2 separate regions of the Homo sapiens genome follow, and region 1 is linked to region 2. Evidence: chromatin contacts called from ENCODE Hi-C or POLR2A ChIA-PET data. All regions are on one chromosome and are shown on one strand. Each heading gives the region's core, a stretch centred on a gene start or an enhancer-like site at or near the end of the contact. The rest is flanking DNA. Distances are from core to core; before and after follow the strand shown. Region 1 overlaps RXRA (retinoid X receptor alpha). Region 2 has its middle 7.5 kb from the start of LINC02247.

What was found. Hi-C counts contacts between places; a loop is a spot of excess contacts on that map. ChIA-PET counts read pairs that join two places held with the same protein, here RNA polymerase II (POLR2A). Pooled maps may share reads with other maps.
Region 1: a loop to region 2 is called in a pooled map, with 14 times the contacts of the local background. The contact joins two enhancer-like sites. A Hi-C loop is called at or near these places in 2 of 168 maps with a recorded cell type or tissue (astrocyte of the cerebellum and endothelial cell of hepatic sinusoid), 4 of 37 single-sample maps with no recorded cell type and 11 of 50 pooled maps. POLR2A ChIA-PET finds 5 or more read pairs at or near these places in 4 of 52 experiments (GM10248, activated CD4-positive, alpha-beta memory T cell, activated CD8-positive, alpha-beta memory T cell and 1 more).

Annotation. Positions count from the first base shown.
Region 1 is chr9:134,387,185-134,392,942 of GRCh38, forward strand. The region is part of intron 1 of RXRA (retinoid X receptor alpha); the gene reads left to right. Among named protein-coding and RNA genes, the nearest start is that of MIR4669, 11 kb to the left of the region's middle. RefSeq lists enhancers at 3,079-3,128, 3,489-3,578, 3,959-4,058, 4,109-4,598, 4,639-4,848. Within about 2 kb of position 3,512, at least 7 of the 41 ENCODE cell types and tissues checked have a DNase peak (open chromatin) inside an H3K27ac peak, as active enhancers do.
Region 2 is chr9:134,300,235-134,305,604 of GRCh38, forward strand. No RefSeq gene overlaps it. Among named protein-coding and RNA genes, the nearest start is that of LINC02247, 7.5 kb to the left of the region's middle. Within about 2 kb of position 1,742, at least 2 of the 41 ENCODE cell types and tissues checked have a DNase peak (open chromatin) inside an H3K27ac peak, as active enhancers do.

The DNA of each region.
Region 1 (5,758 bases), core at 2,262-4,761, 89 kb after region 2:
GCCGGCTCCCGGCCGCTCCGCCCTGCCCGGCCCTGGCTCATGTCCCGTTTCTTTTTCCTGGCAAGGACGTCTGTTAATTGGCATGCACAGAGTGCCAGGGCCCATGTGGAGAGTGCTCAGGTGCCTTCACAGATGTCCCTAGAAGGATGCGCTCTCGGCGCCCACGGTACAGGAAGACAGGCTCAGTGCCGTGGAGTAACTTTCCCAAGACCACGGGGAGCCTCGGGGAGGGACTCAAACCAGATCGGTCTGGCCAGGGTGCAAGCCTGGACCATCTCGATTTTCCAAGGCCTTTTAAAAGTCCTTTCGCAATTTGTAAATATTTAGCCCAGCCTTCCTCAGCACTGCGTGGGCATTGATGGATGCCAGGCGAGGCTGTGCCGGGCAGTCTCTGGGAGCCACTTGGTTTTGGAGCTGACACCTGAAATAGAACAGTGCACCTGGGGACCACGCAGTCCTTGACCAGGACCACCTGCCTCACAGAGCCGTCCATGAGCGTTCCCCGCATTTTGTGCTGTCAGTAAGCAGCAGGCGTGCGGCGTGCCTGCCTCGCACACTTGTCCCGGCGCCAGCCCTGACTAGCTGGTGACCATGAGCCTGTCCTGGGCATCTCTGGGCTCAGCTTCTCCCCTTTTCCCCAAGCCCGTGCCTCGCTTGGGCTGTCTGGAGTGATCGTGAAGGCCCGTTCCCAGCCTGACTCTGTGAGCCCAAGGTTTTTTGAAAGCCCCAGCCTCTTGCAGCAAAGAACTCTGATTTCTGTTTTGGAGGTGACATTGGGGGGTTTGAATTCAGATCCCTTCGGCAGCTCTTCCTGGAGGGCAGGAAGCGCTTATAGGGCACTTATCGCTGCACCCCATGGTGACCACAGAGAGGCCTCTTCAGCTCTTGGCTTTGGTTTACTCATCTGTAAAGTGGGCGCAGAAGTTTTCCAGGTCAGCTTTCTTGATGTGACAGGAGGTTTGAGTTTGTATTAAGTTACTTTTATGCAGAAAATATCCTAGGCTGTTAGACTGTGCACTTCCGTCAGGGGTCCTAGGCTGTTAGACTGTGCTCTTCGTCAGGGTTGGGGGATGTCTTTGGTGTTCTCAGCTAGAAGCAGTGTGTGTGTGAGTGTGTATGTGCATTTGCGTGCACAGGCACACGTGTTGGGGTCACTACGGGCATCTGGTGCTGGGTCAGGCACTCTGAGCGTCTCCTGAAGCGCACTTACTGTCTCTTCTGGGAATGACTTGGGATGTTGTTCTGCTCTCACGCAGGAGTGGGGCCCAGGGTCTGTTGTATTTTTGGCTGCTGGACTTTGATTTGTGCACCTTTCCCCATGGCCTCCTGGTGACGGTCCTTTCTCCCACGATTACCTCTGTCTGACTGCTTGTCCTCTGGGGAGTCATCTGAGGCATCAGGTTAGTGTTGTGTGTGAAGCTGAGTCAAAGACCCTGAGCAGGAGCCTCTCCTGTGAGTCAGGCGCATGGAAGTTTTAGCTTGTGGAGTTGGTGGCCGCCATTCTGGGCGCATCGGGCTCTCCCGGCCCCTTTCCCTGGTCTTCCTGCACCTGGATGGGGAGGGGAGTCATCCTTCGATGTCCTTCCTCTGCCTCCTCCTCCTTGTGAGCCAGGTGACAGCCGGGTGCCCTGGGGCAGATGCTGAGGGTCTCCAGGTGTCTGGAGGCTGTGAGTTCTCTGGAGGGACAGAGCCCCCTCCCTGCTTGGTGGGGGCTGCTGCTTGACGGACTGGGTGTGGGTCAGAAGCCCTGGAAGACACATTTCTGGCTCCTCTCCTTCGTGCTGGATGCCCCAGAGGGCTGAGACCCGGTGACCTGCCTCCTCCAGGGTGGCCTCAGGCCTGTGTCCACTCACCTCCCTGCCAAGCTCTGGTCCTCCAAGGAGGGGTTTGGTCTCCTGGGTCCTCCTCGGAGAGTCACATCCGCCACCTGGCCGGTCCTGTCGTGGACGCCCTCAGCTCGCTCCCGTCCCCTGCCCCTCTGGATGGCACAGACTGCACGTTGTTGCCATTTCACGGAACCCGTTTTCCCGGATTTGTCAGGAGGGGAGAGAATGGTGGAAATGCAGTTTTGCTGGGTTCCCTGCACACGTGGGCGCTGGCTTTGGTCACCCCCGGGGGGTTGCTCGTGGGATCCAGAGAAGTGGACGTTGGTGAGGCCAAGCAGGCTGGGAAGGGTGCTGGACAGGGACAGCAGAGGCCTGGCCCCAGGGGGTTAGGGGGCCAGGGCTTGGGCGCCTCTGTCCCGGGCTGGGGGCTTTGGACTTTGGGGGTATAATGGGGAGCCCTGGGACAGCAGAGGGCTAGCCCCAGAGGGCTAGCGGGGCCAGGGCTTGGGCATCTCTATCCTAGGCCTGGGGCTTTGGATTTTGGGGGTGTAATAGGGAGCCCTGGGAAGTTCTGATGGTGACAGAGTGGACATTCTGCCAAGTGACCAGTGGAGGGGACAGTGGTGGAGAGGGTGTGCTGAGCTGGCCTTAGCCTGGCCTGGGCAAGGTCTGGACTTGGCCATGTCTGGCTCTGCCTGTACAGAGGGGGCTGGCAGACGTTCCTGCGGGAGGCACTCTGTGGATGGGGTCACCCAGAGTCTGGACAGAGACTCCATAGCTGCAGCTGGCCTCTCCATCCCTCCCCTTCCTTCCGAGGCCCCTGGGGGCTGCCGGCTAGGCTGGGAGTTACCGTGCGTGCTAGCTGCAGCCCCGTCTCAGGTTCTTGGGGCTGGGCACCGAGGAGCAGAGAAGCTGCCTGCCACCTGTTCACCCTCGCATCTGCAGGCCAGCGGCTCGTCCCCTCCTGCTGCCACAGTACCCTGATATGTGCCGATTGGTGGGATTGGGAGGGGACACAGCGAGGCCTTGGGTCAGAGCCTTGATGAGGATGGGGGTGGCCGTCCTGGGGGCAGCAGGCCGGAGCCTGCGCTTGCCTGCATTCCCCGGCAGGATTTTTCTCTCGGCCTCCTGGGTCGGCATCTCCTTGGTGCAGGGTGGAGTCCGCTCCCCAATCCCTGGGCTTAAGGGAAGGGGAGGGGGAGTCTGACACACAGTGGGTAGGGGCCCGGGTGCCCCTAGAAGTGGCCAAGTTCAGACCTAGCCCAGGCCAGGCTAAAGCCAGCTCAGCACACCCTCCTCTCCATTGCCGTCCCTTCCACGGGTCACTTGGCGGGAGGTCCACTCTGTCGCTGCCAGAAGTTCCCAGGGCTCCCCATTACACTCCCAAAGTCCAAAGCCCCCAGTCTGGGACAGTGGGTGGGGGGCCAGGCCCTACACAGCAGGCACGGCAGCCAGGAGGGAGGTTTCTGAGGCTCAGCCTGTGGGGCCTGTGGCGCCTGTGGCCACGGGGTGGTTTGTCTCGCTCAGAGTGGTGATGAGCCTGACCCGGGCCCTCAGCAAGTTTCTGCGGGGCAGGAGGGACGTGCTGAGGCTGAGCTCGGAAGAGGCAACTCTGGGTGCAGTTGAGCCTCTGGGCTGGTGTCGTTGAGCTCCGCCGCAGCCCTGGGAGTGGCAGAGGCAGGGAGGGCGCCCATGTTGGGGTTGTGATGGGGGAAGTCCTGCTCAGCGGGCTGACGTCCCGTTCTTGGTCTGTCTCATGGGTGAGGCCCTGTCCCCCGTCTGCAGATGCCCCGCCAGTCAGGCCCCTGCACATGACAGGCATCCGGCTCAGGTGCGTGGGTGGTAAGCCTCTTCTGTGGGAAGGATGCTGCGTGCTAGGGTGGGCCTGGGCTTATGGCACGGGTGTGGAGGGGATTCTTGGAAAGCCGGCACCAGCTGGAGAGGGTCCCCACTGCCAGCCTTGGGTGCTGAGCAGGTGCTCTGTCCTTCAGGGGTTCCCTGCCTGGACTCTGTCCACCGCGTGGCCCCGGTGGCCATGCCCTGCCTATTCTAAGCACCGGTGCCCCCATCTGCAAATGGTGCTGCTCAGCGGGCCGTGGGAAGACTGGGGATGTCCCCCAGAGAGGCCGGCCCCATGCCAGGCCCCAGGACATGCCTGGGGGAGCATCCTCTGCCCTGATCATTTCAGAGTCCCCGACTGAACCATCGTGTTGGCCTCTGGCATGGAGCTGGCCACGCTCCACCACAGGTGGGACCTGAGGAACTGCAGGGGTGTTCCTGAGCCAGGTGGCCGTGCACATGAAGGTGGAGACGAGAGCCGCCCTGAGGGTGGAAAGCCTGGCCGTTCCACGACAGAGCTGCTGGCAGCGGTGGCAGGGCCTCTGAGCCACCGAGAGCAACATGGCTCAAAATGAAACAAGAATCATTTCTTTTCCTGTTGAAGGGAAACTACCCCCAGGAGCCCACAGGCTGGGGGCCCCCTCGCCACACAGGCGGGCTGTGGGGCAGGCGGGGTTTCTCCAGGAATTCCCCTGCTTCCCACTCACCCTCCTCGAAGGTCTGGCCCTGTGGTGGTGCTAGACACAGTTCAGGGGTACGGCCTGGAAGGGAGGCTGCGCTGCCCAGGAGCCCCTGCCTGGCCCTGGAGAGGTGAGCATTCTGCCAAGTCCCCGAGCTGGTACCCGTCCTCCAAGGTGGGCGTCATTGCTGGAACTCTCAGGGCTCATGGGTGTCTGCTGTGTCTGGCCACCCTGGTGGTCGAGGGGTGGCCAAGGGGTGGACCGAGGCTTCAGAAAGCCAGGCCTCCAGGCGTTGACCCGGCAGCTCTTGTTCCGGGCTTGGAAACATCTCGCCTCCTTGAGCCCTGGTTCCTCCCCTGCAGGACGGGGGCAGGAGGAGCGGCTCCCCCTTGTCACCACACTTCTGTGAGCTCATGTAATGAAATGTTGGCCTGGCGTGCACCTGCAGTTAGGTGTTTGAGCTGTGGTAGCTGCGGCCTACGGCAGCTCTTCTACCACATGATGGAGTCTGTGTGTTTGCAGGGGGCCGTGACAGTCACCTGGCTTGGTGCAGTGTGCAGGGCAAGCCCCGGTGTCAGAGCCTCCATTTTGCAGAGGGGGAGGGTGGGAAGGACGTCACATGCAGGCGATTGGGGCTCCCAGCTTCCTGGTGGCCCCACGCCTTTGGTCACGCCCTTTCCGTGACTCCGCTTCTTTCCACGGGGACTCTGCCAGGACTGGGGCTTGACTCCCGCCCTCCCACCCTCCTAGCCTCTGCCCCAGGCAGCAGATGGGTGGTCTGCTCACGATGCCCCGGGGGGAATGGCCGTACAGGGGCACAGGTCAGCTTACCGAGTGTCTCCGGCCTTGTGGCTGGAAAGCAGCTCTCAGGACTCTCCGGGGCCCCTTGGCATCTTTCTAGGTGGGTGGCCCTGAGCCCACCTCCTCCCTGTACCCCCATGGCAGGAGCTCCTTTTTGGGAACCAGTGGAGCGAGCGTGGCTGGACAGGCCTGGCCCCAGAGCTGCGCGATTTCCATCACGGCTCTCCTCTGGCTTCCTCCTTGGCGCTGGCTGGGCCAAGCCCTCCTGACTTCTGGGTCCCTGGGATGGGTGGGTGACTCCGTCCATGAGGCTACCTGAATTCTCGCTTACCCTAGCCATCTTTAGGCTGGGGGATGTGGGTGCTTCCTGGTAAAATCAGATGCCCTGTAGCTCTCCTAAAAGGGCCAGCCTCAGATTTGCGGTCCCTGGTCCTGGCCCCTGGGTTCAGGACTTCATTTTGGCCGTGCGGGTTGCACCTTGGGGATGGGCGTCCCTTGAGGTTTGTGCCAGTCGTGGGAGTGGAGGAGTAGCGGCTGCGTTGGGAACCCGTCCCTGGGCAGGCACTCTGGGATGGGGCTCCGAGTCCCACAGTCACTGGCCGGTCATTGCCA
Region 2 (5,370 bases), core at 492-2,991:
GGGCACGAACACCAGGAGGTGGGGATCACTGGGGGCCATCTCGGCATCTGCCTACTACAAGCATGAACTTATTAAGTTTACATTTAAAGATAAACTCTTTCTGGAGTCGGTGAGTGCAAACTCTCAAGCCTTTGCTGTTGCTGTTTTTAGTTCTTCCAAATAAATTGATGATAATTCCCGGTGATTGCCCACACTGCACCAAATCTTGTGGGCATCTGTCTGCCCAAGGCAGTATTTTAAAAGCTGCCTAACACTGTCTCTTTAGCAGGCGGGGAAGCTGACAAACCTGGGTACTGAAGGCAAAAATGTCCCCACGCACAACCTGTCCCTCCCACAACGGCTCACACAGGACAATAAAGATGGAAGCAGATTGTGGCACTGGTGCTCGTGGGATGGTCAATGCCATCATAATCAACAGTGCTCATAAATCAATAAGAAAGGCCAGATGCAGTGGTTCACACCTAGAATCCCAGTGCTTTGGGAGGCTGAAGTGGGAGGACAGCTTGAGGTCAGGAGTTCAAGACCAGCCTGGGTAACAATGTGAGGACCTGTCTCTACAAAAAATTAGCCAGACGTGGTGGTGTGTACCTGTAGTTTCAGCTACTTGGGAGGCTGATGCTGGAGGATCCCCTGAGCCCAGGAGGCCCAAGTTGCAGTGAGCTGTGATTGCATCACTGCCCTCCAACCCGGGCAACAGAGACAAAAAGAAAGAAAGGAAGAGAGGAAGAAAGGAAGAAAAGAAAGAAAGAATAAGAAAGAAAGAAAGAAAGAGTGGAAGGAAGGAAGAAGGGAGGGAGGGAGAAAGGGAGAACAGGGATGGGAGGGGAGGGGAAGGGAGGGGAAGGGAGGGGGGAAAGGAAGGAGAAAGAGATAAAAGGAAGGAAGGTAGGAAGAAGGGAGGGAGGGAGAAAGGGAGGAGAGGGGAGGGGAAGGGAGGGGAGAAAGGAAGGAAGGAGAAAGAAAAGGAAGGAAGGAAAGAGAGAGAGAAACAGAAAGAAAGAAAGGAAGGAAGGGAGAGAGGGAGGGAGGAAAAGGAAGGAAGGAAAAAGAGAGAGAAAGAAAGAGAATGAAATGAAAAAGAAAGAAAGAAAGCTGACTGAGCCACAGGTCATCCTTGGCCTCTTGGGAGCCTCCTCCCTGACCTCCATGTGGCTCTGTGGCCTTGGAGGCTGACCCTTAGGGACTGAACGAAGAGCTCAGCCCTCCAGCCTCGGAGAGGCGTGTCAGGTATGGTCAGGGTATTGATTTCTCCAGCTCCCTCTCTGAGAGGTCACCTTGGGCGAGCTGCATCATACCCCCTGCCAGTGTCCCCTCCCTGCCCTGTGTCTCTGGGCTCAGGTCACTGCCTCCTCCCATTCCCCCGGCAAGCCTGCGGAGAACAGTCCCTCTTTTCTATCACAGCCTTGGGCAGGGCCCAGGCCTTGCAGTTTACCTGCACCCATCACCAACGCTGCCTTCACCAGCACACCTCCAGTTCCTCTCTGTGAGGGTGCCAGAGGTTGGGGACCCTGACCGCATCTCAGGGGGAAAAATGGGCACGGGGCAGTTGACAAATGGACCCTGCTCAGATAAATTCTGTCAGTCTGCAGGGGGATGCCTGGTTATGATCGGTTTTGTGGATGGTGAGAATATGAGAAAAGGTTCACAGGCCTGAGTCATAAAAGAACTGAAAACCAATCCTCAAGAAAACACCAACAAATAGCTCTCAAGAATACCACAAAGGTGGCAGCCAGGCCCTTCCTGAGCTCACCAGGCTGCGGGGACGCAGTGAACACACCTCTGACTTACAGTTTCCTGGCCGGGGAGTCATGCAAAGAAAACAGCCCAGAACCCACAGAGGTGTATGGACAAGGGTATTCGTCAGAGGAGTTATCTTAGGGAGGAGCCGGGTTAATTGCTATAAATCTGTCTGCCAGACCCCGTTGCTACCATTACCAATGAGAGCTTACGGGTATTTAATGGGACAATAAAATGTGCCTAATTGAAAATTAATTGAAAAATACTTATTAAGTTAATAATTTGATGGAAAATGTACAATCATAATTAATAATTAAATAATCAAATTAAATTAATAATTTAATTGAAAAACAGGGTAGAAAGTGGTAAATATAGTATGATCTGAATTAAGTAAAAAAATTTATGAATTTATTCATGATAAAAAAGGCTAACAGGAAATGAAACAAAGCACAAATAATGGTTATTTCTTCATGGTGAGATCACTGGTATTTTTCTTTTGTCTCTTATCCTTTATTTATTTTTGTTTTTTTTGTGTGTGTGTGTTTCTTATGCTTTACTTTTAAAAATTTTCTAAGCTTTCTCAAATGAATTTCTTTTTTCATTTAAAGGGGAAAGGACTTTAAAATTCATGCCTCCTGGGACAACATACGTAAAAAGGCCCACTTCAGACAGATGACCTAACGTGATGAAGATAATACCTCTTGCACCTGTGCCGTGTACCCTAGTTTACCAATGCCTTGCCCCGCAGAGTCCCAAGGAAAGACTCTGACAGAGGCTCCAGAGAGGTGGTGACAGGTGACCAAGAGCTGAATCAAAACTAAGGAAGCAGGGCTGGACCACGAGGGATGGATGGGGCAGGCTTAGTTTAGCTCTGGGCAGATAAAGCCCTGTAAGCATGGTCAAGAGGGTGACCGCATGGACCATAAACGAAGAACGGCTTTAGGGGAGATGGCGGGAAGTGAAGGTGTGTGGATGGATGGGGCTTTGCTGTGAAGGTGGTACAGCTGGAACTTCTGCAACCTCACTTGTCGCAGGGCCTTCCTGCAAGGCCGTAGACCTAATTTTAGATTCCTAAGTTAGTATCCTTTTTTGTTGAGACGGAGTCTCGCTCTGTCGCCCAGGCTGGAGTGCAGTGGTGCGCTCTCGGCTCACTGGAAGCTCCGCCTCCCGGGTTCACGCCATTCTCCTGCCTCAGCCTCCTGAGTAGCTGGGACTACAGGCGCCCTCCACCATGCCTGGCTAATTTTTTTGTATTTTTAGTAAAGATGGGGTTTCACCATGTTAGCCAGGATGGTCTCCATCTCCTGACCTCGTGATCCACCCACCTTGGCCTCCCAAAGTGCTGGGATTATAGGTGTGAGCCACCGCGCCTGGCCTTTTTTTTTTTTTTTGAGACGGGTTTCACTCTTGTCGCCCCAGACTGGAGTCCAATGGCAAGATCTCAGCTCACTGCAACCTCCACCTCCAGGTTCAAGTAAATCTCTTGACTCAGCCTCCCGAGTAGCTGGGATTACAGGGGTCTGCCACCACGCCTGGCTAATTTTTGTATTTTCAGTAGAAACGAGATTTCGCCATGTTAGCCAGGCTGGTCTTGAACTCCTGACCTCAGGCGATCTGCCTGCCTTGGCCTCCCAAAGTGTTGGGATTACAGGCATGAGCCACGGCGCCTGGCCAGTATTCATTTTCTTAAAGAGGCCTGCAGACTGAACAGGCTTTCTGTCTCTCCCAAATCTAGACCTGCCCTGACATAAACACATCCGAGCTTCTGGTGCAGAATCCCTGGCTTAGGTGAGGCAGGTCCCGGGCACCGTCTCTGCCAGCACCCCTGTCCCTGCTCACCTCCGTCCTCAGCCCCCCTCCCCATGGCAGGACCTCCTAAAGCCTGGTCCGTTCCTCTCCCCTTCTGGATCTGGGCCTTCAACCATGTGGCTCCTTCAGCTGGAAACATGCTTCCCTTCTTTTTGCTTGGCTGCTCTGAGACTTATGCCATGCCCCTTCTTCAGAAGGCCTTCTCCCTTCTCAGCCTGAATTAGGCATCCCCTCTGCTGTCACACCTCTTCCCCCAGCCTAACATTCACCACCTATCCCTGTAATTAATTGTCAAACCGTCAGCCCCAGGGCAGGGACAGCCGCTGCCTCAGTCACTATTGTGTCCTCTGCGTCTGGCACTACCCCTGGCACATGAGAGATGCTCAACATTTTTCCTAAATAGACAGCAGGGCAAAGGAATGGGTAAAACCAGACCCTTCCCAATCCACATGGCCCACAGGGATTTGATGCCTTGTGCAAGTTTCCTAAGCCCATAGGATGCCTGGAAGGCCGTGTGCCTCTTGCTACGGATGCCCTATCTCTGATCCACCCAGCCCTCCTCCGCCTGCACTTCGTACCCTGAGCAGGGCGTGGGCTCTTCCAGAAGCCCACGTCTGACTTCTTTTTCCTGTTCCCCTGGTCTCCCAGCTGGACCCCTGTCTCTGCCCACTTGGGGGCACTGAGCTGGGACTCACTCAGGCCGCCGGCCACCCTGGGCTTGGCAGAAGGGGCGTCTGTTGTCCTCAGTGTGTGCCCTCTCCTCGCTGTCCCCTACTGTCCCTGACCCCCGGCCCCCGCGATCACGCCCCCCATTGAAGCTGAGCCCCACAGTCAGGCGGGCCCTGCTGCTTCACTTCTGACTCCTCATTGTCGATAATACCCTATTAAAAGTTGAAAATACATTTTCCTCCTGCCGATCTCTTTCCTTTTCATTTAGCAAACATTGATTTTTTTCCCCCTCCTGCAGATGGAATAGAAATGAAATCACCCACGTCTCTTTGGGGTGATTTAGTTGTCAGAGCCGGAGGCAGTGGGCAGATGAGGGCTGCTCTTGTCACCTCATCCACGGGTCGCTTTGTGACCTCCGATGGTCGTTTGGCCTCTCTTCTCTGCCGTGTCTCCCCACCCCCAGCTAGAAAAGGAGACCCTGGTGCCCCTGGCTGGGAGAGCAGGAGGCCCCGTTCACCAGCCAGAGGAGCCTCCTGGAGAGGTTCGGATAAAAGCCTCTGTTAGAAAGCCCAGCTCAAGGTTGTGTCAACACCAAATACCATGAAGTGGCAATTATCCAATTAGCTTGATTAGCGTAGAAAGCACCACCAGCCGCTGCTCTGCACAGCCCATCCTGTCGTCTCCCGAGCTCAGACAGCTGTGCAGTGTAGGACCTGAGTACTGGACTCCAGAGGCTGGGCCTCCAGGCACACCCGGGCTCTCCCTCTCTGGGCCCTGATTTCTCCATTTCTTGTTTGGGGATAATAAAGCCTTCCTCACAGTCTGTGGTGAGGATTCGTGAGCTGGCCTCAGCGCAGCCTCTGGGAGACAAGGGGAGCAAGTGCTTTAATGGTAACCACTTGGCCAGTGGTGTGGTATAGGCCAATTTATACTCAGGGCCCAATGCTTCTCTCAGGGTCAGCGTGGGCAAGCCACATTGTGACCCGGTTTCTTCATTGGTTCCAGAGGGATTCTAACAGCACTGGCCTTAGAGATGCATAGGCACAGGGTTGGTGCCCCACAGTGAGGGTGATTGCCATGAGGGTGATGATGATGGTGATGATGACCATGGTGGCGATGATGGTGGTGATGATGGTGCTGGTAAGGAAGATGGTG